5 separate regions of the Mus musculus genome follow, and regions 1, 3, 4 and 5 are each linked to region 2. Evidence: chromatin loops called from intact Hi-C (ENCODE). Cell type or tissue: heart. All regions are shown on one strand. Each heading gives the region's core, and the rest is flanking DNA. Links, peaks and the distances in the headings are about the cores only.

What was found. A loop is a pair of places that touch in the nucleus more often than their neighbours do. Peaks named below come from ENCODE experiments on the same cell type or tissue, not always from the same donor. Only the 100,000 strongest peaks of a DNase experiment are listed, where the experiment ranks them.
Region 1: it touches region 2 in a loop (4-fold over the local background); 3 of 42 quality-filtered maps call a loop at or near these places.
Region 3: a loop joins it to region 2, with 3 times the contacts of the local background. A loop is called at or near these places in 11 of 42 quality-filtered maps.
Region 4: a loop joins it to region 2, with 2.1 times the contacts of the local background. A loop is called at or near these places in 3 of 42 quality-filtered maps.
Region 5: it touches region 2 in a loop (2.7-fold over the local background); 9 of 42 quality-filtered maps call a loop at or near these places.

What each region holds. Positions count from the first base shown.
Region 1 is chr10:88,823,127-88,829,415 of GRCm38, reverse strand. It overlaps Utp20 (UTP20 small subunit processome component), which reads left to right and starts at 2,602. Exons shown (of 62, transcript NM_175158.3): 1 at 2,602-2,810; 2 at 3,918-3,998. The coding sequence starts at 2,766. In heart, for the core only: no CTCF peak of the experiment used is centred there; a DNase peak (open chromatin) is centred at 2,585; H3K4me3 peaks cover 1,903 bases; H3K27ac peaks cover 1,440 bases.
Region 2 is chr10:88,501,073-88,507,258 of GRCm38, reverse strand. It overlaps Chpt1 (choline phosphotransferase 1), which reads left to right and starts at 3,289. Exons shown (of 8, transcript NM_144807.3): 1 at 3,289-3,674. The coding sequence starts at 3,402. In heart, for the core only: no CTCF peak of the experiment used is centred there; DNase peaks (open chromatin) are centred at 3,308 and 4,768; H3K4me3 peaks cover 2,109 bases; H3K27ac peaks cover 1,357 bases.
Region 3 is chr10:88,373,833-88,380,121 of GRCm38, reverse strand. It overlaps Gnptab (N-acetylglucosamine-1-phosphate transferase, alpha and beta subunits), which reads right to left and starts at 854. Exons shown (of 21, transcript NM_001004164.3): 1 at 587-854. The coding sequence starts at 703. Gm40733 (predicted gene, 40733) reads left to right here and starts at 1,058. Exons shown (of 5, transcript NR_168608.1): 1 at 1,058-1,107. In heart, for the core only: CTCF peaks have their summits at 1,027 (motif pointing left) and 3,170 (motif pointing left); DNase peaks (open chromatin) are centred at 981 and 3,181; H3K4me3 peaks cover 1,429 bases; H3K27ac peaks cover 1,252 bases.
Region 4 is chr10:88,198,063-88,204,351 of GRCm38, reverse strand. Washc3 (WASH complex subunit 3) reads right to left here and starts at 3,255. Exons shown (of 7, transcript NM_026070.3): 1 at 3,060-3,255; 2 at 2,442-2,540. The coding sequence starts at 3,110. In heart, for the core only: no CTCF peak of the experiment used is centred there; a DNase peak (open chromatin) is centred at 3,201; H3K4me3 peaks cover 1,486 bases; H3K27ac peaks cover 1,584 bases.
Region 5 is chr10:88,723,791-88,730,079 of GRCm38, reverse strand. It overlaps Gm4925 (predicted gene 4925), which reads left to right. Exons shown (of 1, transcript NM_001037166.2): 1 at 1-539. Among named protein-coding and RNA genes, the nearest start is that of Gm4925, 4.2 kb to the left of the region's middle. In heart, for the core only: CTCF peaks have their summits at 2,738 and 4,533 (motif pointing right); no DNase peak of the experiment used is centred there; H3K27me3 peaks cover 716 bases.

The DNA.
Region 1 (6,289 bases), core at 650-5,649, 320 kb before region 2:
AGTTCTAGGATCTAGGAACAACTTTCACTGAACTAATTGAACACACACAGAGAGACACAAACACAAACAAGAAGACACACACACAAACATACACACATAGAAAGACACACACATAGTACATGTATAAATATATACACAGGCACACACACACACCAATACACATACAGGCGCGCGCGCGCACACACACACACACACACACACACACACACACGGATCTAAGCCATGTATGGAACCCTGGAGACAGGATAACCCTGTTGTCATTGTAACTTCATGAATTGAGAATAAACAAACAGGGGTGGGCATCCAAAAAGAAAACAGAAAATAGAGATTGTCTAACCCAATACAGGCAAACTAGGTGAAAACCACACAGGTGTATTGTATTATTCCATATTCTTAATGAACTCAAGCTAAACAGTAAAATGATGACTGCTCAGCCTTGTTTCTTCCACACAGATAAGTAGTTTAAGGACAAAGATTTAATTATATCTCCCAATCACATTAAGTGGATAATAAGACCAAGAGGCTATAGACATCACAGGAAGGGCTTGCAACAATCTAAGGAGTAAATGGATCTCTGGATTTGATCTCAAAGACTCTTGAGCTGTGCCCACAATGGCCTGAATCACAAAACTTTTTCCCAAATCCTCTGGTAGCATAGTGCATAGACTAAGAGTACAAATCCTGACATTGCCTGCAACTGTTGGGTACTCTGACTTCCTTATGGGGTTAGCTAGTCTCTGCCAAGTTACCCAGTCTGTCTCTTAGCTTCCTCATTGGTAAATGAAGATAATAGAACTACCTGGTAGGAAGAGTAAATGAGTCATCATATGGGAAACACTTGCAACAGTGCTTGGGGCAGCATGAGAGCTATACAGTGCCAACCATTTATCACTTGGGAAGATGAGTATTGTGCCAGGGCCTTTGAAGCCTGAGTAAGAAGCTCTGGCATTGGCAAGCAAAAGCACATGACCTTGGCAAAATTGCTTAATTTCTCTGGGACTATTTCATTTCTTTCTGTATGATAGGAAGGCAATTATATCTTTCTGCTTACCTCACAGGGCTGTCATAAACACCAGAGAGGTAATGGATGCGGGATTATTTCAGACATTCAAAGTCTATTATGAATAAGGAACCTTACTAGTGTTATTTCCGTTTGGATTGTTTGACTTGTATATAATTGGGGCAGTTTTACACCTTACTCTTTAACACAGAGAATCATGAGGAAGGGAGCTGGGTGGTGATTGGTGGTGCACACTTCTGATCCCAGCACTGAGTAGCAGAGACAGGGGGCTCTTTGAGTTTGAAACCCACTTGGGCTACAGTGAAAGGATGGCCAAGGCTATACAAAAAAACTTTGTCTCAAAACAAAACAAAACAAAACTCATGGGGACAGAAAATATAAAATGATGATGGATTGGCCAACCAAACCCAGTTCAAAAGTCATGGGAACTGTTTCATGATTTGAAGAAATACCCAGAACTCCCATGGATTAAAATGGATTACAATGGGAAAGGTAATAAATGGAGGCAAAGATATCTTGATTCACTGTATTCTACCCATGATGGGCTCTGACTACTCACAAGCCAGGCTAGGATGAAATCTTATCTCAAGGACTTTGCACTTGGACCTTCCTCCATCAATTTTTGTGCAAATAACTCCATGGCTCATCGACTGTACACACACACTCTCTCTATATATATGATTAAGAGCTGTAGGATCTAGCTTAGTGGTAGAGCTGCTTCCTGGCATTCGTGAAGAGCCAGATTTTATTTTCTAGTACTAAACTAAAACCTGGACCTCGGAGTCTGCGTGTGAATGAAGATCGTCACTTACAAGATGCCCAACTTTGGTTTCCTTGCATGCCAAGGGGGCTTAAAAAAAACAAACAAACATACACTTCACGTTTTGAGTTTATAACCAGCATTACTGTATTATGGGTGGAAACAGCTTTTGATGGTGCACGGTATGTATCGAGCAGCAGTTAATGCTAGGTTGTGACGGTTATGCTTTCTTTCTATAATAAAACCCTTTTATCCTTTTTATTAAAAATTTTCATACAATATATTTTGATCGTGTTTTTCCCTTTCCCAACTCCTCTCAGATTCTCCCAACCCATTCAACTGTACATTCTTCTCTCTTAAAAAAGAAAGAAAGAAAGAAAGAAAGAAAGAAAGAAAGAAAGAAAGAAAGGAAGGAAGGAAGGACGCTGGGCAGTGGTGGCATAAGCCTTTAATCCCAGCACTTGGGAGGTAGAGGTAGGCGGATTTCTGAGTTCGAGGCCGGCCTGGTCTACACAGTGAGTTCCAGGACAGCCAGGATTAGAGAAACCCTGTCTTGAAAAAACAAAACACCAAACCAAACCAAACCCCACCATCACCACCAATCTACAAAAACGAAAATCAAGACCAACAGGCAAATGACAAATATGACAAACAATGTCCAAAACAAAACAAAACGTCCACAAAAATACCACTGAGTTTGTTTTGTGTTGGCCAACTTCTCATGTAGCAAAAACTGTACATCCGCAAACTGCACGACTGACAATCAGGAAGAGCACGCATGCTCGGCCCGCCTCTTCCGCCCACATGACCCACACATCCTGGCTTTCCAACATGGCGGCGCCCAGCGGCACTAACTACACGTGAGGAAAAGCAGGCACCGGAGCATTGGAGAGTACCGCGTGGGAGTAACTTTCTCCTCCGCAGTGCCCGCGGATCCCTTCCTGTCGTCCTGAGACCCTCGCGGGCCGCTGTCCCGCCGCAGCCATGAAGCCAAAGCCACTTTCGCACAAGACCGAGAACACATACCGGGTGAGCGCGGGAGTTTGGGCCCGGAGCCGCGGTTCGCCCTGCCTCTGCCTGACCAGCTGATCGCCTTAACCCCAGGGCCTGCAAGTCCGGGCAGAGCCGGAATCGCTTGCCCGGGGCTCTGGCGAAAATGGGAGACTATGCCAGTATAAAAAAAAAAAAAAAACATTAGTTCGCAGGGGAGTGAGGAAACTTGAATTCCAGAGTCCGCCTTTTAGCGGTGAGATCTGGCCTGTCTGGGCAACTCCCTTCACTCCAGGCTCAAATTGATTGGCCCAGGGGATCGTCTGCAACCGAGTCCCCCTTCTAACTTTAAAGACTGAACAGAGGAGGGTAGAGCGAGCTGGCAAGTGGCGAATGACTTCTGCTGGCTACTGTTGTACTTTATAATGCCTTTCCAAGCCCTTTTGTAACTGAGTCTGTCTGTTTTTAAAAAATATACCTGTTCCCACAACTTAGCGAGATCCCTGTGCTTTCGGTGTGGTGTGAAAGCGTTCGTCCAGGTTCCAGTCTGTGTGGAAATTGTATTTGATAAAACATAATGTAGGAGGTAGATCGGTTGGTGGAGTGTTTGAATAACATTCAGGGAGCCCTAGGTTGGATCCCCATTAAAAACAACAACAGTTACAACAAAAACAGGTGTGATGGCTAAATGCCTGTTACCCCAGACCTGGGGATGTAGAAGCAAGAGGGTCTGAACTTAAATTTTAAGGTCATCGTTGGCTACATAGCCTGTTCCAAGGGTACTTAAGTTAAAAGAAAAAAGAAATACAGATGAAGTAAGTTATGCAAAAAGTACAAGTATTTATTATCTTCAAGTAGTAACTGCTTTTGTTTAGAGTTCTTACATTTACCTTTTGTGTTTCATAAGTAATAGCTGCTCTTATTTTAAAAAGTTACATATTTTATGACCAATAGAAACCACGGGTCTGAAATGATACGCTAAGGGTACTGTTGTTTGTGGTGATGGTCCAGAGGTTGCTCACTGAAGCTCTAAAACGTTCTGTGTTCAGAATTTGATGTGATTATGGTGTAGTTTTACTCCAGCAGATATCAAAACCTGATAAGCATTGAATGCTAATATGTCTTAAATATGCTTTTTCTCTGCAGTTTCTTACATTTGCAGAGAGACTGGGGAATGTGAACATTGATATTATTCACCGTATCGACAGAACTGCAAGCTATGACGAGGTAAGAGGGAGTTTTAAATTTCTCTCACCAATGTAAGTAAGCTGTTTTTCAAGCCATTTGTAATGTACATGCAGTGATTTAGACCTGTGTTGTCTAATTAAAAAACCACACACAGCAAATATGTTCATTCACTTTAAACCTAAATCCCTCAATAGCTATATGCAGCTAGCTGGAATCATTCGAGAGGAGTACCATACCAGATGGTGCATGTTCATCCTGGCCTTGTTCAGTCGGATGATGCCGTGTTGAACTTGACTTGGCTTGACTTGATTCTCAATTGGGTTTTGTTACTGGAAACTCTTCTTTTCTCATGTCCATTGCGAGTGGGTCTACAGACCTGTACTTTTTGGCAGCTCCGATTTTAAAGTGATTTTAGTGAAATCACTTTCCTGGTGTTTAGTTCCTTCCTCTCGAAGATACTAAACTGCACTTTTTTCTGGTTCTAACCACATACCTGCCATCTTCTGTGAAGAAGGGTTTTCCTTTTTGCTGCACCAAGCCCTTAGTGCTTCTGCTAGCCTTTCTTAAAAGCCTTAACCCTAACCTCAGTCTTGTTAGCGTTGACACCTTTAACTTGGGGTTTCAACCTCAGCTCTTCATCTGTTACTGAGCAGATTCTGTACCGAGTCTTTGCCAGCATTGTCTTCTACCACGTTAGCATGTTGAATGATAACATCTAGACCAGCATAAAAGGCTTTGAGAACTCAGTGAAAGGAGCCTTCTGAGAGTGTCAGAAAGGATGTCAGAAGATGATTTTTAAGATGGGACCTGAATTGAGTTTTGCTGTAGGTTTTAGCATGGCAAGAGGACAAGAGTGGCTTTTCCAGGCCAAGGGAAAAGTCTGCACAAAATAGCCGAAGCTCGGGAATGTGTGTCCCATTTAAAGCACTACAAAACTGTTCAGTCTTATAGATGTGTCTAGGGTGCACACGAGTGGGGTGCCTGGAACAGCAGAGGAGGGTAGCTGGAGACATAGGAAAGATCTTCAATAGTTTTATGTGCTGAGACATTTGGATTTTATCCTAAAGCCATAGGATTCTGTTCCTGAACTGTAAGCAGGGGAGTAAGTGACATGATCAAGCTTAAGATTTTTAGCCTGTCTGTCTTTAACGTGAAGGAAAGAGCAGGATGTAAACTAGCAGAGAAGATCTGATGTCTGTATGAGAAATGATTAGGATAGTGGTAACCAAATCAGAAGGGACGTTTCGGGGACATTACATTCAAGAGCGGGAACTGACCTACTGAATATGTGGAGAGGAACAGAAGGTAGGTTAAGGTTTTTGGTTACAATAGCCGGATGGTTGAAGAGACCACTCAACAATCTGGGAAGGGATTCCGGGTGAGGATGAAGAAGGAAGATTACAAATTCTGGGCCAGCCAGGACTACAGAGCAAGACTCTGCCATTCACGTGTGCATATACACTCTCTAGAGATAGGATAGGCACTGAGTGCTAATAAGAGAGAGCATGCAGCTCTTCCGAGGAAGATAATTGGTTGCACTTGGAACTTGCTCAGTGTGATGTGTAGTACCTGTGACCCATGCAAATTACAGTGTCCATGGGATATTTGAGAGAAAGGGACAGTTCCAGAAAGCACAGTTAATCTTAACTACTACTAGGCCACCAAGGGAAACACAGAAACACATTTGACTAGCAGAGTGTGGTGGTCACACATTTAATCCCATATTCAGCACCTAGAAAGCAGATCTCTGTGAGTAGGAGGCCAGCCATGCTACATGGTGAGACCCTGTCTCTAAACCTTAGTGAATCTAGAGCACAGGTGAATGCGGAGGCGCAGTTACAGACTTGAGTTCAGCAGGTGGTCTTAGCGTAAGCTACAGGACAGGTCAAAAGCACCAAGCAATAAAATGTTAAAGATGAGAGTGCACAATTTAAAAAAAAAAAAAAAACATACGGGAGTGGGTACTGGCATCTTTTCGTAAGAAATTTCCTTACATAAATTCTTAGGCTGAATCATCCAAAATGGCTTCAGTTACACATCTTACAGTGGGGGCTGTTGGTCTCCATTCTTGTTGTTTTAGTTAGAATTCTATTGCTATGATCAAGACTACAACTAAAAACAAGGGGAGGAACTCTCGGGGCAGGAACCTGGAGACTAGAACTGAAGCCGAGGCCATGGAGGAGTTCTGTGTACTGGCTTGCTCTCCACGGCTTGCTCTGTTTACTTTTGTATGCCACCTAGAACCTTCCAGGGGTGGCATGGTCCCCAGTGGACTGAGCCCTCTCACATGTACATATTTCATGTATGTGGATACACTGTCACTGTCTGCA
Region 2 (6,186 bases), core at 1,187-6,186:
TACAAGTTATGCAAAAGAAGGGAGAGCAAGGCCCACTGCCCTGTGAGACGAGCAGCCATGGGCTCCAGAGCTCACCCTCTTCACTGCATTTTGGTGCTTCTTATCCAGAAAAATAAGTCTTTCTGTCATCCTAAAAGTCAATTATAATGGTACAAATCTACACAATACATAGAAGCTGGGCTATTCAATATTGGCAAAAATTAATCCCCACCTGAGGCTTTGACGTGTAGAGTATCCCTCACTGAAAATAATTGGGACAAGAAGTGTTTTGGGGTTTGGTACTTTGCAGACTTCCAATTACCAGTGTATGGATAAAACGAGACATCTGGACCCTAGGAACCAAGCCTGAACAGAAAATCACTAATGTCTCATATATGCCCGACAAACAGTCTGAGGGCATGCTCATCCAGTTCTCCTCTTTCTGACTAGCATGTCTTATGACGTCACCTGTGGAATATCCCACCTGCACCCTTGCAGCATCAGGCCACTGTACGTTTTGGATGTGGGCACATTTCAGATTTCTAAAGTAGTAATGCTTAATTTGCACTTCATGTAGTGCATTAGGTTGCATTCTGCAGTAATTGGGATTAAAGGCTCCAGGACAAGACTACAAAGCTCATAACCTAGCTCAATATTGTCCTGGTTCCACGTGTAACTGTGGACAAAAATTTGAGCCTAGTTATGTTGAGCCTGTAAAATGGAGGGAGCCATTAACATTAATAGACTTTTCCTGTTGTGTGCTATAATAATGACTAGCATTGGAAGATATGCTCATTGACTATGGAAGAAGAGAGGACAGAAATATCAGATTGTAAGAGCCAGAGAGCAGGGAGGACTGGATAAAAGAGTCATGGGAAGGACATGACAACTCTGACTCATGAACTCACAGCAGCCGTGGTTGCCTCCATAAGACGAGCCCAAAATCAAGCCAGCTACCATTCTAGAATGGAGGAAGAAAGGGTTCCCTGTTCCCCATCTCTGAGGAGCTAGGGACAGCTGAAGGCTTCAAGGAGAGGGAGAACCCACTTTGCTTTCTTTAAGGAGTCAGCTGACCAGGAGTCACCGGATCGAGTACTCGCCATGCTTCCTTCCACATGCAGGACAAATTCAATTCATAAACTGGACTTGATGGGTTACAAAAACCAATAATAATAAAGAGGATATGAAGACAGGGAGGTTAGGAGATAGGGGTGGGAGGAATTAGGGAGAGGAACAGGGATTAATATGATCAAAGTATATTGTATGAGATTTTCAAGGAATTAATAAAATAGTATCTTTTTTAAATGGTGTATAAAAATATCAGAACACATGCATGGCTCTCTAACATCCACTCCCTCACTTTTCAACAGTAGTAGAAATTAGTCGACCAGCCATTGGCCAGATAAGGGCTTCATTTAGCTCTCCTTGCAAATAGGTGTCACACTCACATGACAGGGTTCTGTCAGAAATGAGGAATGAAACTTTGGATCACAGCCTCAAAGCCAGGAAGTTCAGCCCCCCTGCCTCCCCCTCCTCCTAGTTGTTTGGGAATTGTGGTCACCTGTTTTGGGTCAGGACAAGAACAATACCCTGAAGGCAGCAGACAAGGAAATGGAAGAAACCAGTGTCTCTCACACACTGAGGGTTTGCAGCAGCTCTCAATGATCTACCCAGACACGATGCTTGGGCAAAACGAACTTCTGTCTCATTCAAGCCTTGTACTTGACCTAGAAGTAGCCTAAAGCAATCGTCGATACCTTCTGAGCATGCTGTATGCCCCTTTACAACAGCATGGCATTGGAAGAGGTCAAGTGTAATTGCTTGTAATCAGAGCTACTTAGGAGGCAGAGGCAATTAGTTCAAGGACAGTCTAGGCTGCGTAGCAGGATTCTGTCTCAAAATCAAAGCAAACAAAGGACTGAAGATAAAGCTTAGCAGGGCCCAGCAAGGTGCTTAGTTCAAAGTCCAGGAGCAAGATAAAGTACTAGGAATCTATAATGTAAGTGTTACCAATCCCCTGCCCCCCCCCCCCCCCCCCGCCTCTGACTGGAAAGTGCTGGGATAAAGGCCTGCAGTACCATCACCCAGCTATTTTATTTTATTTTATTTTATTTTATTTTATTTTATTTTATTTTATTTTTGGTAAGAGGCCAGGTAATGAATATTCAAGACTTTGTAAGTCATCTTGTGCTATACAACTCCTCACCTCTGTGGGAAGAAACACAGCTATAGTCACAGAACTGAGATTTAAATTATATCAATTCTAACATCATAAACTTTATTCTTTGTTTTTTTTCCCAGTAATTAAAAAATGTAAGACGCATACTTCTGTAGTGTGCTGTGAGAATGAGATGGAAGGCCTGTCTTTTGAGCCAAAAGTTGCTAACCGTTCCTCAAAATAGGTGAGGAAGAGTGTATCCCATGACCTCTGTTGCTTAATCCAAGAAAGCAGAAAGTAGTTTCCAGCTTGTCTGATGTGTTAGAAAGGTGCATACAGATCAGACCCACTACGTCTAGATCAAGTGGGCAGCCTATGTCTGGTTAGGCAATAGAACATGCTTATGACAGCCCCCAGTCCAAATGGGTGCATTGTGAAGTAAGGAGCTGGTGACCTTCCATTATGTGGCAATCGGCCTTCTCCACTGAAGAAACTGTGAAACTGGCTAAGAATTTTCTCTGCTCCAAGGAAGGAGTGTCAAGTGGTCTGAAAAAACAGGCATTTGAGTTTCAAACATTCAGTTTCCCTTTGACGACAATATTTCTAAGATCTGGGGGTTTTGTTTGTTTGTTTTAAAACCTTGCCGTCTGATCCCGCAGTGAGGGGTAACTAAGTTAATATGCGGAGGGGCCTTTGTATATTCCCATGGTGCTTGAGTACTTTCTGATCAGTACATACATGGTGACCACTCCAGGTTTCAGTAGGCGACATTTTCTTGACTAATAAGAGGCCGGGGCATAGACACACAAGTCAGAGTTGTTCCTACCACTCAGTAGAAAAAAACCAGCTCAACCAGGATCCAGGCTAGCCAAGCGTCGTCACGGAAACCTGAGCAAAGGCTGGAGAGGAGGGCGAACCCTTGAGCCCCAATAGAAAAGTCACAGCGGCAGGGCCAGAGCTGCCCTCGACCTGAGTCTGAAAGCGCAGGCTGCTTGACCCCTCCCGGGGCGTCCAGAGCCAAGCTCACTGAGGCCCCGCCCCGGTCCCGCCCCCAGCCTCGCCACCGCCCGCGAGCTCGCTGAGGCCCCACCCCCCCGTGGCCCGGCCTTGCCCCGCCCCCGAGGCCCGGCCCCGCCCCCGCGGCCCGCTGCTAAGTGAGTCCCACCGGCGGAGCTGGCCCGGGCGCTGTGCCCTCGCTCGGCTCTCTCCGCCCCCCGCGCGGGCCGCGGGCTGCGCCGGGTCGCGGCGGGCCCCGCAGGCAGCCATGGCGGCGGGCGCCGGGGCCAGGCCGGCGCCGCGCTGGGTAAAGGCGCTAGGTGAGCCGCTCAGTGCCGCGCAGCTGCGGCGGCTGGAGGAGCACCGCTACACCGCGGTGGGAGAGTCGCTGTTCGAGCCGCCGCTGCAGCTTTACTGGACCTGGCTGCTCCAATGGATCCCGCTCTGGATGGCCCCCAACACCATCACCCTCATCGGCCTCGCCATCAACCTGGTCACCACACTAGTGCTCATCTTCTACTGCCCTACAGTCACGGAGGAGGTAGGGCTGGCCGCCCGATGGTACTGTTCCCTGGAGCCCCCCTTGGGCCTCCTTCGGAGACGGCTCCACTATAGGCGTCAGTGGAGCGGGGAGACCCTGCGTAGCGGAGCATCCTCTAGGTCTCCCTCTAGGAGGGAGGTGCGGACGCGACCAGATTGCTGTCCCCTGGCAGTATTCATTTTCAGCCTCCCCGGGGCTCCTAGAGACTGTCGCACCACTACCCCAATCCTGTGACCATTCTGAGCTTCTCTGGGGGGCAGGGGCGCTGTCAAGGTCACTTACTGCCCCAGCCCTGTCTGCCAATCTCATCCCTGGGGCCATGGGACCACCAGCCCATATTTCGCACACTGGAGATTAAATACCTACATCTCCATGCTAGCAGGACTTGTGGATGGGTTAGGTAAGGCCAAGTGCCCTTTAGCACTTTATAATTCTGTTTCTCAAAGGTGGTGCCTAGCGATCCTGAAATTACTGGTAGCACTGATCGAAGATAAGTTATTTCTGGATAAGATAAGAAACTTCCTCGTTGCTTCCTTGGCTTTTTCATGAAAAACAAACAGGATGTAGGTGACAGTCTTTACAATTATCTAGACTTTGAGATTATAAATACCAACATATTTTATTAGTTGTAATTATATCCAACCTAAGTCTAAAGTAAGAATATTAACATGGGCTTTAGACAGTGGTGGTCAGAAGTGGTTCATTGGGCTGAGTATAGAGAGCATAAAAACAAGGGAGAGTGTCTTGAAACACTATATAGGATAACATTGCAGATTCCATGGCATTACTTTCTTTACGCTCCCTCTGTAATTACGTGTAAATATAGATCGTGCACAAACTCGAGAGTCGAGGTTGGATACCAGGAATACAATAGAAATAGCTCATGTTCTGCATCCATGCAAACACTTCTTTTTAAGGGCTTAGTGGAGCCTGCCCTTTAAAACATCTTGCCTGCCAACAACTGTGTTTGTCACGTGTACCTCCACTGTCACTTGTTTTCATGTGATTTAAAACACTAAGCTGTTTGGGGTTTCACTGGTTCCCGAACCCCCTGAAGCTCACTGTATCAGGATGGAAGCATGGCAGGCCTGCAAGTGAAGGATTTGACTCCCCATCATCCGCCACCATGGCAGACCTAACCGATCTGTTTTGAAAATAGAAATAATGCCTGCCAGGCCAATTTTACAGGGCAGCTGTGAGGACTGAAGGATACATGCAGATAATTGTAGGGCCCTGCCCTTTACTCAACAAAGTAAAACTCTCTCAACCTATTAAAAATACACAGTTGGTAAACAGTGTTGTGACGCAAGCATAGTAAAATTTAGCTTTGATTTGGGCTTAGATTTGGCTAACAGTCTGGGTGTTTCTGGCATTAGCCAATTAAGCTGTCAGCATGGATGTCATTCACCATTCATTTGTGGACGGAGCACTTAGGAGAACGAACGGATAAACAAGGCCTAAGGCCCTAGGGTGGAAGGGGACTTGTGGATGAGATAAATTTGTGATTATCTTATAGGATTAGACTCATTTTTCAAAGAGGATGTGATAGGCCCTGAGAGATCACTTAAGCCAGAGCGGCCCAGGTAAAAGGGCTAAGGGGTAGATGGAAGATAACTATGCGAGTTTGTAAAGTGCATGTCACTGGATCCTGTATTTGCCTCTAAGTAGCCTGAGTAAGAAGAGGAACAACATTGTAGGATCCACATAAGATGTAGCTACGAACGTGTTCTAAGACTAGTTTCTGGCTATTTTGCTTTAATAAGTGACATGGGTCGATAAAATTCAGATCCAAGTTGATCCAACTGTGAAGGATACATTCTTTTTGTTGGATTTGTGGCATGTCTGAAAACACTGGCGTTTGATATGATGCAAGTATGTATGTGAAGGGCGTTCACATTTGTTGTGGGTTTTACCCTTATCAACCTGAGGAGGTCGGTGAGTTTTCCCTTCCTTGGGTGGCCTTCCTGCAGTCTTGGAATTCCTTCTCGCCAGCCTGAAGTAACAGCTGCATATTTTCATAAGAGGAGACTGAAGTCCTCCGAGGTGAAGTGACTTTGACCTAGCTTGGAAGTTTTTGATTCTTGGACGTGAGGACTCAAGAGTGCCTTTTCACACACTGTATATACGCAGGCTGCCCTGGAGACTGAACCCCAGGGCCGTTGACGTGATAGCCAAGCAAGTTCTGCCTCGGAGCTTAGATTAGTTCCCCCAGTTTTTAAATTTTATTTTTCATTTTGAGTAGGGCACACGTAGTTGATGAGGCTGACCTGGAACTCAGTAACGCTCATTTCTAGAACGTGATTGAGAGCGAAGGGAAGTGGATCCGAGAGGCTGCGGTTTATATTAAGTGGATATTATATTAAGTGTCTATAACGGTGCTCCAAAGCTCTTCGAAGAGCATCCTCTCTGTTTAGGGATCTTCCCTGTACTCCAGGTGAACAGTGTGCTCTGGCAGGGACCTTTCCTCTCATACTTTCCTCCTTCACGCATCCAGTTACCTACTTGTCCTTCA
Region 3 (6,289 bases), core at 371-5,370, 130 kb after region 2:
GCAGAGCCATTATGAAAAAGGAAAAAAGTTAATTTAAAAAAATCTCCCTTTCACTCTGCAAAATTCACATGCAAAACGGCGCAAAATTCACATGCAAAACGGCGCAAAATTCACATGCAAAGCCGCGCATGCCTCTAAGACAAAGTCTGCGATCCAGAAGAAACAGAAGATAAGGTGTTTTGTCAACGGTGAAGGACTAGTAGGGTGGCACCGCAGGACTGGATCCTACGGAGAGCCAGGGAATGAAGGATCACTACAGAAAAATACAAACCCTAGGAGAGAGTTTCACCAGCGCAAGGCCTTAGAGCCAAAATCAAATGGCCAGAGGACTCTTGGGGACACCCTGCAGAAGGAAGGGGATCCATGCGCACGCTGAAGCACGCGAGGCCCGGACGTCCAGTCCAGCTGCTGCAGGCGAGCCGGGGAGAGGATGCACGCTCAGCGCCTGGGACTAGTGGGCCGTGTGCTGGTCCCCAGGCTGCAGGGAAGATGGGGAGGCAGAAGGGAGATTCGGGGTGCCGGCACCGCGGGGCTCAATCGGGGAATGCTGCGCACGCGGCTCCGGGGCTCGGGCTCCGCTACTCACCTCTCCGAACTGGAAAGCCGAGACGATGGTGACAACGACGCCCACGAAGCAGACGTAGAGCCCATACCTGTGGGATAGGCAGGTATAGGTCTGTCTCTGCAGGAGCTTAAGCAGCATCACCCCGGCCCCGCCACCCCACGCCAGGAGGAGCCCGCGCCGCGCCACCGCCTCAGCGAGCCGCCATTCAGGGGCCCCCGGACGCGCCGCCGCGCTTAGCTCACAGCCCCCGGCTGCCGCACATTGTCGCTCCGGCGACCGACGGCCCGCTGGGCTCCACGCCGCGGCCGCCGCTTCCGGGAGCCCGGAGCCCACGCCCTCGGCGCGGCGGAGGCGGACCCAGGGCCCGCAAGGCGCCCGGCGCCACCCGGGGTTGGCCTCGGAGAGGCGGCGGCGAGTCGCCAGCGCCACCTAGAGGGCGGAGGGGCAAGGGCAGGCGCGCGCCCTCCCATCTGCGCGTGCGCCGTGGGCCCTGCCCTTTGGGCCCTCTGCCTTCTGCACGGTGGGACCCACCCAACCAACAGGTAAGCGACCCGGGCTGTCCCCTGCAGTGTGCCAATGGGCAATCCTGATGAACCAAAAAAACACAGCTCCTGCCTCAAGTTTATCTTCGAAAGAAAATTTGAAAGATCGTGGCTAGGGAATGCATATTCGGCTTGTCCCAAATGACATAATCTACTCTAGACGTTCGTACACGAGGTTTAATTGGTTTTGGAAAAACAAAAGTCACTAATCGGGCATTTATCAAAAAAAATTTTTTGAGGTCACAGGTAGGCTGATTGTGGCAAAGCAGGGAAAACTAACGGATTTAGTTACTATCTGAAGCCTTAGCTTTTGATAGGTAATCAATCTGCTTATAAGTTTGTGTATGCAGGGGAACTCGCACGCGTGCGCGTGTGTGTGAGTGCGTGTGCGTGTGCGTGTGTGTGTGTGTGTGTGTGTGTGTGTGTGTGTGTGAGTGTATGGTGAGGGTCACTTGTTTCTGTCCTTCCATGCTGCGGGTTCAAGGAACTGAAGTCAGGCTTGGCATCACCTTAACCTGCTGAGCCATTTCAGAAACCCTTTCAAATACAACTGGGTAGTATAGCTATTGAATTGGCATTGTTAATTATAAAAAATTTTAAAAAGGAACTGGAGTGTTATAGAGAACTAACTAAGTTTTCGGGTCAAATTCACTTGGAGAATTGTTTGGGCCTACCTGGGTCTTTTTGTGTGGGGGTGGGGTGGGAGTGGGGAATTACCCTCATTACACGGCATACTCTCAAATGCAGTGTCTACCACAGTGCATACCTGTTGAGCACTTGGGACGTTGAGGCAAGAAGGTTATGAGTTCAAAGCCAACCTGGTCTTGGTAGTGAGACCTTGTCAATAAACAAAAGAAAATTAAAATGAAACCCCTCACTTTCCTACTTTGTTTCATTCGTCTAGTCCTCAACTTATCCTCTTTCTTCTGAAGCTTTCGTTGGTTTTGTTGGTTGGTTTGGGAATTATTAGGTTTTGTTTTGCTTGGTGGGGGGAGGGTGGGAAGGGGAGGGGACAGGAGTGGGGGAAGCTGGGACAGAACGGTGTGGAGGATTTTGAAACAGTGTCTCAAGAAGCCCCGGCTGGGTTCTAACTCCCAATGTAGCCAGGCAAGCCTTGAACTCTTCCCTCCCTCCCTTCCACCTGGGATTACAGGGCGGCACTACCCACCTCTTTTATCAGGCGTTCCAGTTGAATGCTTTGTGCCCTTTATCTTTGTAATCTCCATTAGTCTTATTCTTGGTTTGTCCTGATGTTCTTGACTGTGTTTCTCAAACTTGATACTTAGTTTATTCCCTCCTCCCCCCAGTATGTTTTCTAGTGCCAAGTTGACAGAACCCTGGGCCTGCTGCCTTTTTTCTTTTTTGGTTTTTTGAGACAGGATTTCTCTGTATAGCCCTGGAACTCACTCTGTAGACCAGGCTAGCCTCGAACTCAGAAATTCGCCTGCCTCTGCCTCCCAAGTGCTGGGATTAAAGGCATGTACCATCACGCCCGGCTGCTGCCTTGTTTCTTATAAACCTCAAAAGTTCAGATTTCCCACTAAGCACCGATTTTTATTGCCTCCCATTGAGATGCTTCTCACTGAGAGTGGAGGGAGGTGTTGAAGCTTCAGGTGTCAGGTTGGGGGCACCCTGTGTCTGTGTCTCCAACGGGAAGGATGGGGAAAGAGGTCAGCAAACCACGCCAAGATGGCAAGGACGTACTAAGACTGTTTTCTGGGGCTGGAGAGATGGCTCAGTGGTTAAGAGCACTGACCTCTCTACCAGAGGTTCTGAATTCAATTCCCAACAACCACATGGAAATTCACAACCATCTTTAATGGGATCTGATACACTCTTCTGGTGTGTGTCTGAAGACAGCTATAGTGTACTCATATAAATAAAATAAATAAATCAGAGAGAGAGAGAGAGAGAGAGAGAGAGAGAGAGATCTCCACGTAGATCACTGCGTCCATTTTCACATATTTGCACATGCGGCTGGAGAAATATGAAGCAAAAGCCACGCACTAGATTCCCAAGGAAGCAACAGCCTGTTCCTGCAATATGCCTCTACTGCCCCCTACTGGCCAATCTTAATATCACACCCACGGCAAAAGCGATGACTCTTAACACAGGGCTGGTTTTCAGAGGTACAAATTTGGAGCTGAACGTCATCAACCGACTCCTGGCACAACACTGAAGGCCGTTCTGTTCTATTCACTCAGAACTTGCTTCAACCAACAGTACCGCGTTTTCCCTCTACTCTCATGCCGTAATCAACACAAAAGCCTCGTGAGCTCAAAATAAGCATAGTAGCAGACCCCAAGCGTTCAGTGCCGAACACTGGGCCCTCTATTTAGATGCCAATCAAGGCCCCAGGTTTCTCAGCGCTAATGGACACAATACACACTGGAGTTCCTACAGTCCCTGCAACCCCTATCTCATCAGGCGCTTGAGTAACTTTCTTACATTGTTGCCTTGTTATAGCGAGTGTTACAAAGGCTACAAATTAGCCAAGTGTGCCTGATAGAGTTTGTCTACTAGACGTAGGCAATAGTCACCTGGGAAGAGACCATCAATTGAGAAAATGCTTCCATCGGATTGGCTTGTGTGCAAGGCGCTTTCTTGATAATAATGGGTGTGGGAGGGCCCCGAACGCTCTGGGCAGGATCATTCAGAGCAGATGGACCCATTCTGTAAAAGAAAGCAAGCAGGACAAGCCAGGCAACAAGCTGAACAAGCCAGGCAGCAAGGCAATAATTTGAGTTCCTCCAGGTTCCTAGCTTGAGTTCCGGCTGTGGCTACCATGGCTGACTGACTATAATCTGTAAGGTGAATAAGCCCATCCCCCACCCCCTACAATGCTTATCGTAGTGTTCATCATAACAACAGAGATGTAAGCTAAGGTACTGGGCAGGGTGGATTATGCCTGCACAGTCTCAGCGCTCAGGAGGCAGAGGCAGAGAGTCACAGATTTGAGGCTACCCTAGCTGGGTATCGAGACCTGGCATCTCAGAGAACGGTCTGTGGAAGAGAGTGTTTGCCAATCATGTGCAGGCTCTGAGTTTGATTCCCCCACCATCAGAAAGAAAAGAAGAATAAAAATGAAGAGTCGGAAAGGGGAAGGGATCTGTAGGTCTCGTGCCCTCTTAGGGTGCACCAACTCTTAGGAACCAGAATATGTCCCACTACCCAGAAACTCTCTGACTGATCCCTTTGGGATTTTGTAGAGACTTCATCACTCGGACATGATTCCTTCTAGACTGGGTGGGGAACCAATTTGTTCAGACGCCCCTTCCTCTCTAGGTAGCCTCTCTTCCTTCGGATAATGGGCAGTGCCACAGTGGATGAGGACAGTCTGTGATCTAGTGTTAGAAAGCATAGGTGAGAGAATTTATTTTTCATTTGTTGATTTATTGATTGGTTGGGGGAAAAAAAAAAAAAAAACAACTGTAGCCCAGGCTAGCACTTGTAGTCCAGGTTAGTTCCGAACTTATGTATAGCGATCCTTTTGCGTCAGCTTCTGGAACTTCGAAATCACACGTAAGTGATTCCACCCTTTCAGAGACATTTTCTTTAGGTCGGTGGTATTAATTGAACAAAATGCCCCTACAAGAACAATTCAAAGGAGGGAAAGTTTCTTTGCCCTCGGGATTTCAGAGACATTTCAGTCTGCCACGGTGCTCAGGAACGTGAGGCAGCAGCTTTCCCATGGTACCCAACCAGGAAGCAGAAAGCACACTGGAACCTTAGGGGGTGTGTGGTGGGGGAGCGAGGAGGGAGCACAACCTTCGAAGGCCCACCCCTAGTGGCCTACTTAGGCAGGCAGGCCTTAATTCCTATCACTCTTCAGCATTCGAAGCAGGCACCAGTTGGAAACAAGAGTTTTCCATACAAAAGCCAGCAGAGGGCATTTCGGATTCCTATGACTTTTGGATACCCACTTCCGCTATGCCCGCAGAGCTAGCCACTCTAACGTATTCACTCTTTAGTCCGGCACTCCAGAATTCTGGGTGAAGATTGCCAGTGTCCACTAATCTGCCCCAGCTCATCTCCCCCTTCTCCTTCCTCGGGATGTCATGGCTGTGTTTGCTCCACAGTGATCTGGCTACTTCAAAGGGCACCTCCATTTCCTAAGCGCCCAGCTCTTGTCTTCACGTAAATAGCCCTCAGATACTTCAGACTATATATTCTAAAACGAAACTCCCAACCCTGCCACATTTGTCTTCTCTAGCCTTATCAATGATTAAAATTCCCGAGCCTTTGAGGCAAGAAACGAGCTCTGGCACCTCAATTATTTTTCTTATCCCTCTCAAAAAAGTTGACACCAAATCCTTTTCCTCCACCTACAATCTAGAATCTTAACTTATATGTTTAGTGGTTCTTTTCTGTTTTTAAACAGGGTCTCATACAGTCCAGGCTGGCCGTGGACTAGCAGTGTAGCTAAAAGCTGATGCTGAATCCTGATTTTTCCTGCCTTTGTTCTCCAAGTGCTGGGACTCAGGCATCCTCCACATCAGGCTATTCACCTTTAACCCCCAATGCTATCTCCAGTGAGATAGTGCTGTCTCTGTCCTTTGTGAGTTGTTGTAGTTACCACCACAAAAATCAACGAATCAAATGATACCACCCTATGACCTAACTCTCCTTACTGTTTTTCTTGGTAATTATCCAACCTTCTTCTCTCTCAGCCTTGTGTGTTCCTTCCAGCCACCAAGCTTCTCCTAAACAAATAGGACTTGGAGTCATGTAGGACCTAGTAACTTCTCCTAGACAAATAAGGTTAATCTGAGCACCGAGGAATTGGGTGTTCCCTTTGTGTATCCTCAGTCACAAATTAAAAGAAATCCTCAATCAATGTGGGGTTTTTGTTGTTGTTGTTGTTTGAGACAAGCTTTCTCTGTGTAGCCCTGGCTGTCCTGGAACTCACTCTGTAGACCAGGCTGGCCTCCAACTCAGAAATCCACCTGCCTCTGCCTCCCAAGTGCTGGGATTAAAGGCGAGCGCCACCACGCCCAGCTAATCATTGTGTTTTTAAGTGAACTAATCTTACATTCTGGGTTATTGTGTACTCAGTAAAACATTAATCATAAAGTAAACTAAAGTACATCAGCTAAGAAATCTCTCCCTCCAAAAGTTGTTTGGAACATTTTGGATTCTTATTTGTGTATATGTCTTTTTGGCATATATGCACACAGGTGTG
Region 4 (6,289 bases), core at 546-5,545, 300 kb after region 2:
TAAAGCCAACCATTTATGATCCATTGATTTTCACAGACATGCCAAGAACACACAATTGGAAAAAAAAAAAAAAGACAGTTTTTCCAATAAGTGGTGTGGGATATACATAAGCCAAAGAATACAAATCAGAGGCTATTACACACCATGCACAAAAATCAACTCAATATGGACAGAACAGTCGCACGTAAGGCCTGAAACTATAAAACCAAAATCAAACTCAAAAAACAGAGCAAAGAACAGAGTAAAAGATCAGCGGGGGGATGGGAGAGGTGAGGGGCCTGGAATGGTATTGCTCAAAGGCACGGAATCTCAGGAGAGAAAGTTCACTGGGTTCACTGTACACTATAGTGACTGCCGCTAACAACAAAGGACACTCTCAATCAAGAATGATGAGACCACAGTGGGGCAATGGTGGCTCACGCCTTTAATCCCAGCACTCGGGAGGCAGAGGCAGGCGGATTTCTGAGTTCGAGGCCAGCCTGGTCTACAAAGTGAGTTAGTTCTAGGACAGCCAGGGCTATACAGAGAAACCCTGTCTTGAAAAACCAAGTAAAAAACAAACAAAAACACCACAATTTTCATTCTTTCCACACATAGCAAAGTAAGTGAGGCAGCCCGCATGAGCTTAGATATTCTATAGTGGGCACAAGAACCAAAACAGCACGTTTTACATCTGAAAGACTTTGTAATTTTTACTTGTCAAAATGAATACAAAAAAGAGCGAAAGGGAGTAGGCTAACTTTGTATGATCTGAGCTTTTTATCCAACACCACTTTTCTCTGGAGTTCAGGGAAACACTAGGAGAAACGGACCAATTGTGGGGAACGTCAGGAGTGTGAGAGCTGAGGGGAAAGTGTGGTTCTGAAGGCTCTGCTGCATTAGTGCTCAGTGAGGTGACACCTGCCATCTTTGATCCTGGTCGTCAATAAGCAGACAGCGGAAACTGAGGGGACTACAAAGACAAGGGGTTATCCTCACCCCAAAGCAGCTTACAGCAAATGGCTTTTCTACTCATTTGCTAGTTTTATTTACCTCAAAAAGGGCAAGCGCACAACCATAGAAAATGAATATCTGCTTTCTTCTGCTAGAAGCTCAGTCTTTATATACTCTAACCTAGCATAAAAAGGGTAAAAGAATTCATATAAGAATGGAAAGGTAAAAAACCCCTTTACTCAGTGGGTTCCTTATCCTATTTAGAGAAGCAACTGTGTGAGAGAAATACCGACAGGGCAGACGGCTCTGCAGCTGAGAGCACTTGGGCAAAGGACCCAGGACTGAGTGCCTGCACCCACAGCGAGGCTCATAAGTGTCCATAAGTACAGTTCTAGGTAGCCTTCAGCATTCTTCCGACCTCCATAGGCATCAGACATACATGCAATCAAAACACTCACACACATATCATAAAATAAGTACATCTTAAATGTTCTCATAAACCAAAAAGAGAAGAGAAGAAGTGAGGCCTAGGAGCAAGCACCAGTCTTGGGGCTGTTCAAACACAAGGCACGCAGAACTGGGCTCCTTACTGCATCAGCACATGTTTTACTTTCATTTGTCTCAGTGGAAAAGCTGAAGGAAATCTGATAAAGAAAGAAAGACCACGGCCGGGCTGGGGGTGTCGGGGCAGAGTGCATGTGCGGAGCATGTTCAAGGCCTTAATCACAACCCATCATAAACAGATCAAACTGTACTCAAACCAGAAGCTTCCTGTCTCTGGGCAATTCCGATGAACAGCCACACATTCAGCAATCACCGTTTTCTCAACGATAAGCCTCACATATGACAATATAAGAAAACAGGATATTAAATCGATCCGGCTGTGACTTGTCTATAGGTTTCTAATTTGTTATTTCCTTTCTTAAATTCAGTTTCAATATATATTCCCCATTTTCCTCTAAAATAAACAAAAAACAAAACTTTTTGCAAGCTCAGGAGAGGTTCCTGGACCTGGCACCTAATTCTTATCTATGTACTTAATTATCACTTCATGATGTATCCAGTTATTTGCAGAAAAGTATTTTTTGAAACATGTATCTCTAGGCTGCCTCCATGAATCCTTTTTGGCACAAAGGATGGAAAGCAATTCGATATAAACTCGAACATACATTTAAAATGTAATCTCTAGAATAGGAAGATGAAACAAAACCTTTCAAATAAAAAAAAAATTCCACTGTGAAATTCTGGAATTCCCTTTGTTATAATTACAACAAACTTGGCTGAGCTATCTCATGGAAGCTTCTAGAATACTAATTCAGTTGAGACAGCGCACAGGACTTATGGGGACAGAATCAGAGATGCTAAGGCCTTAAGACATTTGAATTTCATGGCAAAGTGAACACACGAAGGCTGTAATTCTTGTTTGACTTCATTTGACTACATTTGTCACCACGAAAGACGGAAGGCGACTTCTCGGCCGCTCCATGAAGTAGTAGCCCGGGACCTACCTCCTCACAAACTGCGGAAAACCGGTTGAGAAACTGCACAGTGTGCACCACAAACTGGTTTAGAAAGGCCACGGTTCTTTTCTGTTGAATAGCTGGCACCTGTGTCATGTAAAAAAGCAAACACGATTCTTACAGGAGAAACACACTCTCTGCAATCCTTTGGATATCTGGATTTCATAGAGGGGGATGGATGGTCTTTGCCCTGGGACATGTGGTTCACGAAGGGCTAAGAAGAGTCGCTGATTTGTTTTTCTGAATCTTGTGTGAGTCAAACACACACACACACACACACACACACACACACACACACACACACACACGAGCAGCTAGAGAGTCGAATAAGAGGTGAAGTGTCAGAGGTGGTACTATCTCCAGACTGTCAACCTCGGGCGTAGAGACACGTGATGTGGGGAGCAAAGGCTGCGTGGCACACCAATTCTTTTCTTAGCCCAGGAGGGACCCCTTTCAAAGTGGACTGCAGGGCTCCCCCCATTGCCCAGAGTAGGAAAACAGGGGCCCGGATTGGGCCTGGAGAGGTGGCGTCTCCCTGGGAACCAGGGCCCCTTGGCCAAGCCTCCTTCCCTGTTTGTCGGACGCTCAAGTCGGTCTTTTACAAACCTTGGTCAGGTCTATGCCTGACCCCATGAGAGGAAGCCCATCCTCATCCATCTCCTCAGCGGATGGGGACCCCGGGGCTCAGGCACAAGCTCCTCCCAGCCCAGTAGAGAGCCCAGACTCCTTTCCCAAGTTCCTGCCTTCGGGGCCTTTCCGGAAGAAAGCGCGAGTGTTCACCATTCAATGGGTGGCTTCAGAGAGGCCGCCCCGCCCCCTCGCTCTCGCTCAGCATTCTGGGATTGGTAGTTCATGATTCCGATTGTAAAATTGGGCCGGGGAAAAGCTGCTGATGAGCAGGTTTCACAGTTGCTGTTTTAGCTGTAAAATCTGAAAAAATCTGAAAAAGAAAAGGGGGTGGGTGGGTGGGAGTGGTGGAGTGAGGGAAAGAGACGGAGAGAGAAATAGAGAAAGAGAAACAGAAAGAGACAGATTCAGACAGACAGAAACAGGGAGACAGACGCAGGGTTGGGATGAGGTCAGACTGGGAAAGTTAGAAGCTGAGCTGTATCCGTTTTGAGATTTTAATTGCTTAGTCCTGTTACAAAACAAACAAACAAAAAAAAGATCCATAATTCACTGAAGAGCACTTCTCTTTTTGTGTAATCCTACTAAGTGCCAGATACTCTGTTAGCCCTTGTGAAGTCTAGAGAAGTCTGTCAGAACTTGTCTTCAGCCCTGGCAAGCCTCATGCACTGGAGATCCGTTTCTAAGGGTGTTTGTTTGTTTGTTTTGACATAACATAATTTCAAGCAACAACTGAGACACACAGCTGTGAAAGTGACTGCACTTACGTCATGTAAACGATCTTACACCTACAGTATGAAGATTTTGGTTCAGAGTTTGGCTGCACATTTTACCAGCGATGTGAGTTAGGGCAGGTCACCTAAGCAAAAGTAAACCTTTTTATTGTACCAAAACAAGTACTGAAGAAGTGACAGGATCTCCTCTGCTACACTAGTCAAAGGGAGGACATGCAGAATTTTGATGTGCAAAAGTTAGATGGACGTGCAAACAAACTCCTGTGAAAGTTGTGGCATTGCAAATTAGCATGTACAAACACTTGTAGATCCACGAGTACATGCACACCACATGCAAAGTGTGCGGTTCTGTGGATAATAGGAGCTTCTAAGTTGTACAAGAAGAGGAAGCCGACTTTAGTATCTACTTAACATTAAGAGCAGTTAAGATGACAATCTGGAATAAACCTTTGTCCAAACAAAGGTACAGAGACATGAGGGCATATGGCGTTTAAGGCAAAGGAAAGATTGTTTGGTGGTGTAAGTAGAAATGCCCAGAAGTGGAGAATAATGAAACAAGGCAGAAGTAGACACAAAAGCTGACGAAGGGCCTTTTATGGCAGAAGAAGAGTCATGTTTTTCTGAATGGGATTCGTGAGCTTCTGTTTGGGAGTGCTTCTTAAAACGCCCACTCCAGGGCCGGGCGTGGTGGCGCACGCCTTTAATCCCAGCACTTGGGAGGCAGAGACAGGTGGATTTCTGAGTTCGAGGCCAGGCTGGTCTACAAAGTGAATTCCAGGACAGCCAGGGCTATACAGAGAAACCCTGTCTCAAAAAACAAAAAAACAAAAAAAAAACAAAAACAAAAAAACAAACAAACAAACAAACAAACAAAAAATGCCCACTCCAGAGGTTAGCCTTAGACAAGCCAAATCAGGATCTCTTTTGGATAAACGTGAATACTTGCATTCTAAAATGCCACTCCCTGGAAAGCTGTGTGGCTAGCATAGCCACCTTCTTCATTGATTGTTTCTAGGCCTTCATTGTGTTACCTGCAGCAATGCTTTTACTGTCAGGGTCTATGGGACTTCACTGACCAAAAGCTCTAAAAGAGGTAATCCATTCCTAGTTCTAGGCTTTTTGTTAGCCTGCAGTATCTAGCAGGGGCATTGTTGCCATGAAATAGGGCAGTTCCATTAAAATTATATATGCACATTGTATTACTCAGGGTTCTCTAGAGCCACAGTCTCTACATACCACCACTCCTGAATCTGGGACTTGCTTTGTCCCAGGCTGACCTTGAACTCAGAGATCTTCTTGCCTTAGTCTCCTAGGATTCATAGCCACTCTGCCTCAAGATCTCCATGCCAAGATCCAAGTCAGAAATTTGTATCTCCCAGCCTCAAGATCTGGGTCACAGGTGAGCCTTCCGATTCCAGATGGTAGTTCATTCCAGATATAGTCAAGTTGGCAACCAGGAATAGCCATTATAATCCACCCCTTGTCACTTGACATAAATAATATCTCATGTCCCCATGAAACAATAACAAGATCACGAATATGCATAACATAATATAACTATTCCTTGTAAAATTGCAAACGCATTTGTAAATTTACAATGGGGAAATGTCCCTTGGGAACGTTATTTTAGTATCTCAACGTAAATATCAATTGATATTAAATAAATTGGAAGAAAGCACAAATAACTACACAAATATGTTCTTAACAGAATAAAACAGAAGAATTCATATTACTTTATAATCCTTGTTTCTGCAACTGGTTATGTGGCCTTAGATGGTATTTATAACTACCTTTCTTTACTACCCATTCTGTATTTCCTTTACCCTCGGCAAGGACCTCAGCAGGTCTTGGCTCTTTTCTTGGAGGAGTGACCCATACCTTCATTTCTGATGGGTCTGTGTCCTTTGTCATCCAGCTTGGATTAGGCTGTTTTTGTTTGCCATTGACTTTAGTCACAGGACATGGTAGAACTAAGAGAAAACCTATGGGATCTCCTGCACTCCAGACATAATCCCTCTTACCTCCATTGTGGAGAGGTGATCCAATTTCTCCAAGGTAATCTGGATCTATCACCCCTCCTAACACTGTTATTCCTTTCTTAGCCTGTTGGGCATTAGAAGCCCAAAATGACCAGTGGAAAGTCCCAGCTCCCAGTTCAATGTAATGTTTGCTGTGGCTCCTGGTACAAAGCACTCCCCACTCCGAAACAAAAATTTTTAGGCCAGCAGAACACAGAGTTGTGGGGACAGGAAGCAAAAATTTTCCTAGAGGGTCACTAGGAGTGATAGTGAGTGGAACTATTCCCTTTTCCACCCCTTGATTCCTGAACCCATGGATCCTGACTATGGGGGAAACTGTACCAAATATCAGACGCTGATTCAAAGCATATACTGCCTTCTGAAGAATTCTGCCTCAGCCCTCATAGTTGCTGCTGCTACATAATTGGCGCTGTAACCGTGTCTTCAAAAGGCCATT
Region 5 (6,289 bases), core at 826-5,825, 220 kb before region 2:
GACAGGGTTTCTCTGTGTAGCCCTGGCTGCCCTACAACTCACTTTGTAGACCAGGCTGGCCTCGAACTCAGAAATCCACCTGCCTCTGCCTCCCGAGTGCTGGGATTGAAGGCGTGCAACACCACCTCCCGGCCTGCATTACTAGGGTTTAATTGACAAAATATTATATGTATGTTGCACAGTGTGAGATAGATATATAGGTATATATAGATATATATACACACACACATACATACATATGCATGAGAGAGAAATGATTACCGTGAAAATAGGCAAACCCTCATATTCCCTTTTCCTGTAGGTTGAGTACACTGAAGATCTATTTGGCAATTATCAAATAGGCAGTGTATTGTTATTAAATATGGTCATCATGCTGTGACTATACATCTAAGGGACTTGTTCATCCTGTTGGAAAAGAATCTGTACCATCTTACTGATGTATCTGCATCCCTGCTCCATCCCCTGACAGTCACCATTGCGCTCTCGGCTTCGGAGTTGTCTCCATAGACTCTACTTATGAATTAAACCTTCCAACGCCCTCGTAGGTGGAAATGTGTGATTTTTGTACTAAGCTTATTTCATTTAGCAGGATGACTTCTACATTCATTTTATACGTGAGATTATTTCCTTTTTAAGGCTGGCTAGTTATTGTTAAGCATGTGCATTTGTACATTCGCATCATATTTTCCACATTAATAAGCTTATTCAGGTTGATTTTATACCTTCTTATGTAGATTTATTTTTTATAGTTCTTGAGTGTCTGTGTGCCCATGGCATGCATGTAAGTATGTACACATGAGGACCGATGCTCTCAGAAGCCAGCAACATCTGGAGCTGTCCAGAGCTGGAGTTATAGACAATTGTGAACCCCGTGTTTGTGGGTGCTGCAATCTAAGTCAGGGTCTTCTGCAAGAATAGTCATTATTAGCTGATGGGCCACCTCTTTAGCCCCCACTGATGCTTTGTATCGACAGTCATGATTCATACTGCGTTAAACATAGGTGCACATTGCATTCTGACATGCTGATTTCATTATCTTAAGATGAATACCACAAAGTAGATGCTACAGTGTTTATTTTGCTTTTTAAGGAACCTCCATTTGGTTTTCCATAATGGCTATAATAGCTTACATTCATACCAAGAGTCTCTGTTTTGTTTTTTACTTAAATTTACTACACAGATGTTGAATTATTTCAGCACTTTCATCTTCACCCAAAGCCCTGAATTCACGGAAACATTCCTTGCAAGGAAAAGTCATTTGAGAAAGTGAATTTCTACCTAAACACCTGTAAGGTCTGGAGAATGATCTCTCTCTAGACTGAGCCAATATTGAGTTTATTAAGTATGCAATAAGCAAAAGTAAGACATTAAATAGCCGATAGGAGACAGAAGCAACAAATAATAAAAACAACATCAATTAGGGTGTTCATAACATCCGGCAGACAACTGGGGTAGCCCAACTGACAGAGCAGACAGAAGGTAGTATCAAATCCAGAACCTTTAAATACCCAGCAGATGTCATCAAGAATCCTCACCGAGGAAACAAACTAGAGTTCCTGATCAGTGTATCCTGAGGTTGAGGCTTCAGTGTAAAAGAAATAACAGCAGACAGAATCGTTGAGTCAGACTTAGTCATCCGGCAGAAACCAACTGGGGAAAGAACCCAGAAAGCAATGCAAGATTGAAGAATCCAGGAGCGCAGCATTTGTTCACTGATGAGCCTCCCGCGGCTAAATTCTGGCTGTCTCCACTCTGGGCATTTTTCTGTCGTGGGGCAAATACCAGAAATGCCTGTGGGGGTGCTTCACCTTCCAGCTGTTCTCGAGGGCACAAGGATGATTTTCCTCTGTGTTCCTTTCTGCTTTTCTCTCCAGGTCACAGAGCCAGGGACCAACCTGACTCAGCACAGGGGAGTTGTAGGACACTTGAGCCTGAAATAGGGCAGCCAGCCCTGTCTTCAGCTTCTCAGTTTAAGGAGCACATGATGAGATACCAGTTAATGACAACGCCTGAGCCTTTTTAAGGTTCGTTGTAAAGACTGCCTTGTCTTTGTATGCTTTACACATAAAGCATGCTTACAACTTCGCTGACCGTCTCATTCCCTCTCCCAGCTCTCTAACACAAGTTGCTACATTGATAGGTCTTTGGTACTTAAAACTTAGGCTCTTAGAGATTTACCTTGGAGTACAACTGCATAAAATACCTGAGAAAAATGGATTATCTTTAAAAGAGGACCAAAAGGAAAAATATGCCACATTTGTAAAGGCCAGGCAGCAAACATCTTTTTTTTTTTTAAGATTTATTATATACACAGTGTTCTGCATATATAGCTGTAGGTCAGAAGAGGGCTCTAGATCTCATTATAAATCTTTGAGAGACACCGTGTGTTTGCTGGGAATTGAACTCAGGACCTCGGGAAAAGCAGTCGGTGCTCTCAACCTCTGAGCCATCTCTTCCAGCCCCAGCACACACCTTTAATCCCAGCATTTGAGAGGCAAAAGCAGATGGATCTCTGACTTCGAGGCCAGCCAGGTCTACCTGGTGAGTTCCATGATAAGCCAGGGCTACATAGAGAGACACTGTCTCAGAAAGAGAGTGGGTGTGGAGTGGGGAACGGAAAAGAAAGAGAAAAATACACCACTATAAGACTCCTGTGAAAATAAGTCCCTGTAGGCAGATTTTGAAACTCTTATTTCTCAAAGCTTCCACAATAAGGAGTAATCTCTGCAGTTCCTCCCAGCACCAGCAGGTGACTGCCAAGTGTAACTCCAGTTCCAGGTTATATTAGGGTTTTCTAGAGACTCAGTCCACAGGCTGGATATCTCAGCTGATATTCAGGAGATGCTGGAATCCCAAAGAAGCAGGCTCCAAGTCAGTGAAAGAATGGATATGCTGGCAAGGTGAAGGTAAGCAGGCAAAGGGCAAAACCTCCCTTCTTCCATGCCCTTTTGTAGGCTTTCAGCAGAAGGTGTGGCCCAGACTATATTAGATTTAAGGTGATTAGATTAGATTAGATTAGATTAGATTAATTAGATTAAAGGTGTGTCTTCCCGCCTCAACATCCAAATAAAAACAAAACAAAAACAAAAACAGCCGGTCGTTGTGGCACATGCCTTTAATCCCAGCACTTGGGAGGCAGAGGCAGGTGGATTTCTGAGTTCGAGGCCAGCCTGGTCTACAAAGTGAGTTCCAGGACAGCCAGGGCTACACAGAGAAACCCTGTCTCGAAAAACCAAACCAAACAAACAAACAAAACTCTGTCTTCCTATCTCAAAGATCCAGACTAGAAGTGAATTTACCCAAGCACAAATAATCTCAAGTCTGCCCTCCATTTCTGGATTATAGTTATTTCCAGATTCAGTCAAGGTGACAATCAAGAATAGCCATCACAGCCAGCCAGTGGTGGTGTACACCTTTAATCTCAGTATTTGGGAGGCAGAGGCAGGTGGATTTCTTAGTTCAAGGCCAGCCTAGTCTACAGAGTGAGTTCCAGGACAGCCAGGGCTATACAAGAAACCCTGTCTCAAAAACAAAAGCAACAACAACAACAACAACAAATAGCCATCACGCTGCGGATTCCATTGTTCTGATCTCCATGGGCTCCTATGTGTATCAAGCATACACACATACAGTCAGGCAAACACCTATGCATAAAATTAAATATATTTTAAAGTGTAATCGTTGAGGAAATAGAACTATAAAGTCATGCTAACGATGCTTGTATTGGGAGCTTTGCATTCTAATTCTTGAGACAACCACATTTATTGACTTGTTTGATGTGTTCACTCAAATGTCATCCTTAAAGTTGCAACATACCCCACTTCCCATTGCTCTAACTTTTAGGACAAATTCTTAACAAAAACAAAATAAATCTCATTCACTATGTGCTTGTCTTATGCTTATTTTCTTACATTCACTAAAATGTAAGATACATGAATTTTTATTACAGAAGAGCAGTAAGACATTTGTTTTTGTTGTTATTGTCTGTTTGGGTGTTTGAGACAGAATCTCAACTATGTAGCCCTAGCTATCCTAGCACTCACTATGTAGCTGGTCTCGTGTGTGGACCACAATGCCCAGCTATATGTTAAATTATAAAATAAGACTTGTGGACTAATGCAATGATCATTACTTTAATTCTTTTTTTGTTGTTGTTTTGTTTTGTTTTGTTTTCGATACAGGGTTCTCTGTATAGTCGTCGCTGTCCTGGAACTCACTCTATAGACCAGGCTGGCCTCGAACTCAGAAATCCACCTGCCTCTGCCTCCCGAGTGCTGGGATTAAAGGTGTGCGCCACCACGCCCGGCTATTACTTTAATTCTTAAATGTTCTATAATATTAGTGAGTTTGTTACAACAGTCATAAATGAATCACTGTCTTTTTTTGTTTGTTTGTTTTGTTTTGTTTCGAGACAGGGTTTCTCTGTATAGTCCTGGCTGTCCTAGAACTCACTTTGTAGACCTGGCTGATGAATCACTGTCTTAATGTCATACTGGAGATCAAACTATCAAAGAGTGTCCCTAGTCAAGAGCAGCCACTAGGTGGAGGTGGTGCTTTAAGCTAATTGCTGTTAGACACCAGTCACTTGGTCAGTTTAGTAGAAGCAAGGAATAACTTTCTATTTTACCTGTTTTCTGGGAGAGTCTTGCCATCCAGGCTGCCACTGAACTTGTGATCCTCCCGCATCAACTTTCTAATTGCTAGGTTTAGAGATCTGTGCAGGCACAGTGGCTCCAACTTCAGAGTAACCTGTTTAACCAGAATCCCACTCTGTATCCCAGGCTGACCTCTAACGCAGAGCTTCTCCTACCTCAGCTGTCCCAAATGCTTGGATTACAAACACAAGCCACCAAACCCAGCCAATTTCATCTTTGTCCGATGCTATAATCCAATAATAACTCACTAAGATTTAAAATTAGATGTATTTTCACCAATACCCCCCCCCATTTAAACTCACATTTCATTTTGAGGTAAAGGAAGAAGGCAGCAATTACAGCGTTATGAGATTCTGTGGCCCCTCGGCTAGAAAGCAATTAAGTTTCTCTTCTTCCACTAAGGATCTTGAAGTTGACCATGGCTGCCAGGGGCGGAGGTCTCCTGGGGCAGTAGCAGGATCTGTCCATGGTGGTCTCATGTTCCTGAGCCTGGCCTGACCCAGGAACCAGCAAATTTTCAGTGAAGACCATTGGTAATGGGACATACTGCAGCCTCCCAGAGGGAACAGGATGCCACAGGTCAGGAAATTTTCACAGGAAGAGGCAGGAACGCTAGAGCTTACTGGTACACAGGAGGTAGGGGTCAACAGCATCCTCACAGAGTGCAATGGGATCATTGTCTTCACAGCCTTACTCCTGGTTCCCGTGTAGCCTCTCCAAAGGGTAGGACAGGGTTAGCTCTTAAGTCCAACACAGATCCACCGGTTCATCAGCACGGGGATTGGCGTCTTTTCCAGCTCGTTTTCACATCGCTCTGAGAGAGAGGTTGGGAAACAGCATCTAGCTGTATTGGAAATTTTTTGTTTGTGTGTGTGTGTGTTTGTTTTTCGGGACAGAGTTTCTCTGTGTTCCCATGGTGGTCCTGGAATTAACCCGTAGACGAGATTAGCCTCGGCGCCTGGCTCTGCCTCCCTAGTGCTGGGATTAAAGGTGTGTGCCATGGCGCCCGCCATATTGTGACTTTTCTTTCCTTCGAAGCCGACTTCCTGTCAAACAGTCTTTGACTCTTTAGTCTAAAGAAAGGACCTGGAGGCGGTCCTGGATTCCTTTCTCTTAATACCTGGGAATGTTTCAACCTTCCAATTTGCTGTGCAGCTCCTGAAGCCCCAGTCCTGAGCTGCTGAGAGCCTGTGTCAACTCTTCTATCACACGCGGCAACGCCCGGGCTGAGGAGGGAACACCCAGGGATTCTGGCTGTCTCTGCACCGATATTACTCTTGAAAGCTTTGCAACTTTCCAAAGGTTTGAAGTTCAGTCCACACCTCAATTCAGCCCTCCTTGGTTTTTGTTGTTGTCGTTTGTTGTCTTTTTCACTTTTGGGAGGTTTTCTTCCCAGACAAGAACTCTGTTAGCCTGAGATAACCTTGAGCATGCTGAAATATTTCTGCTCCAGTTTCCCTATTGCTGGGATTACAGCTTGTAACAGCATACAACTGCTTTCTGAGGCCTTAACCAAAGAACTCACCAGCACACCACGAACTTTCTCTTATTTTGCTACATGGAGAAACTTGATATAAAGGAAGTCTCATTTTCTGATCCTTCCGGTCCTTGGCCAGCTGTTTGCATATAGACAC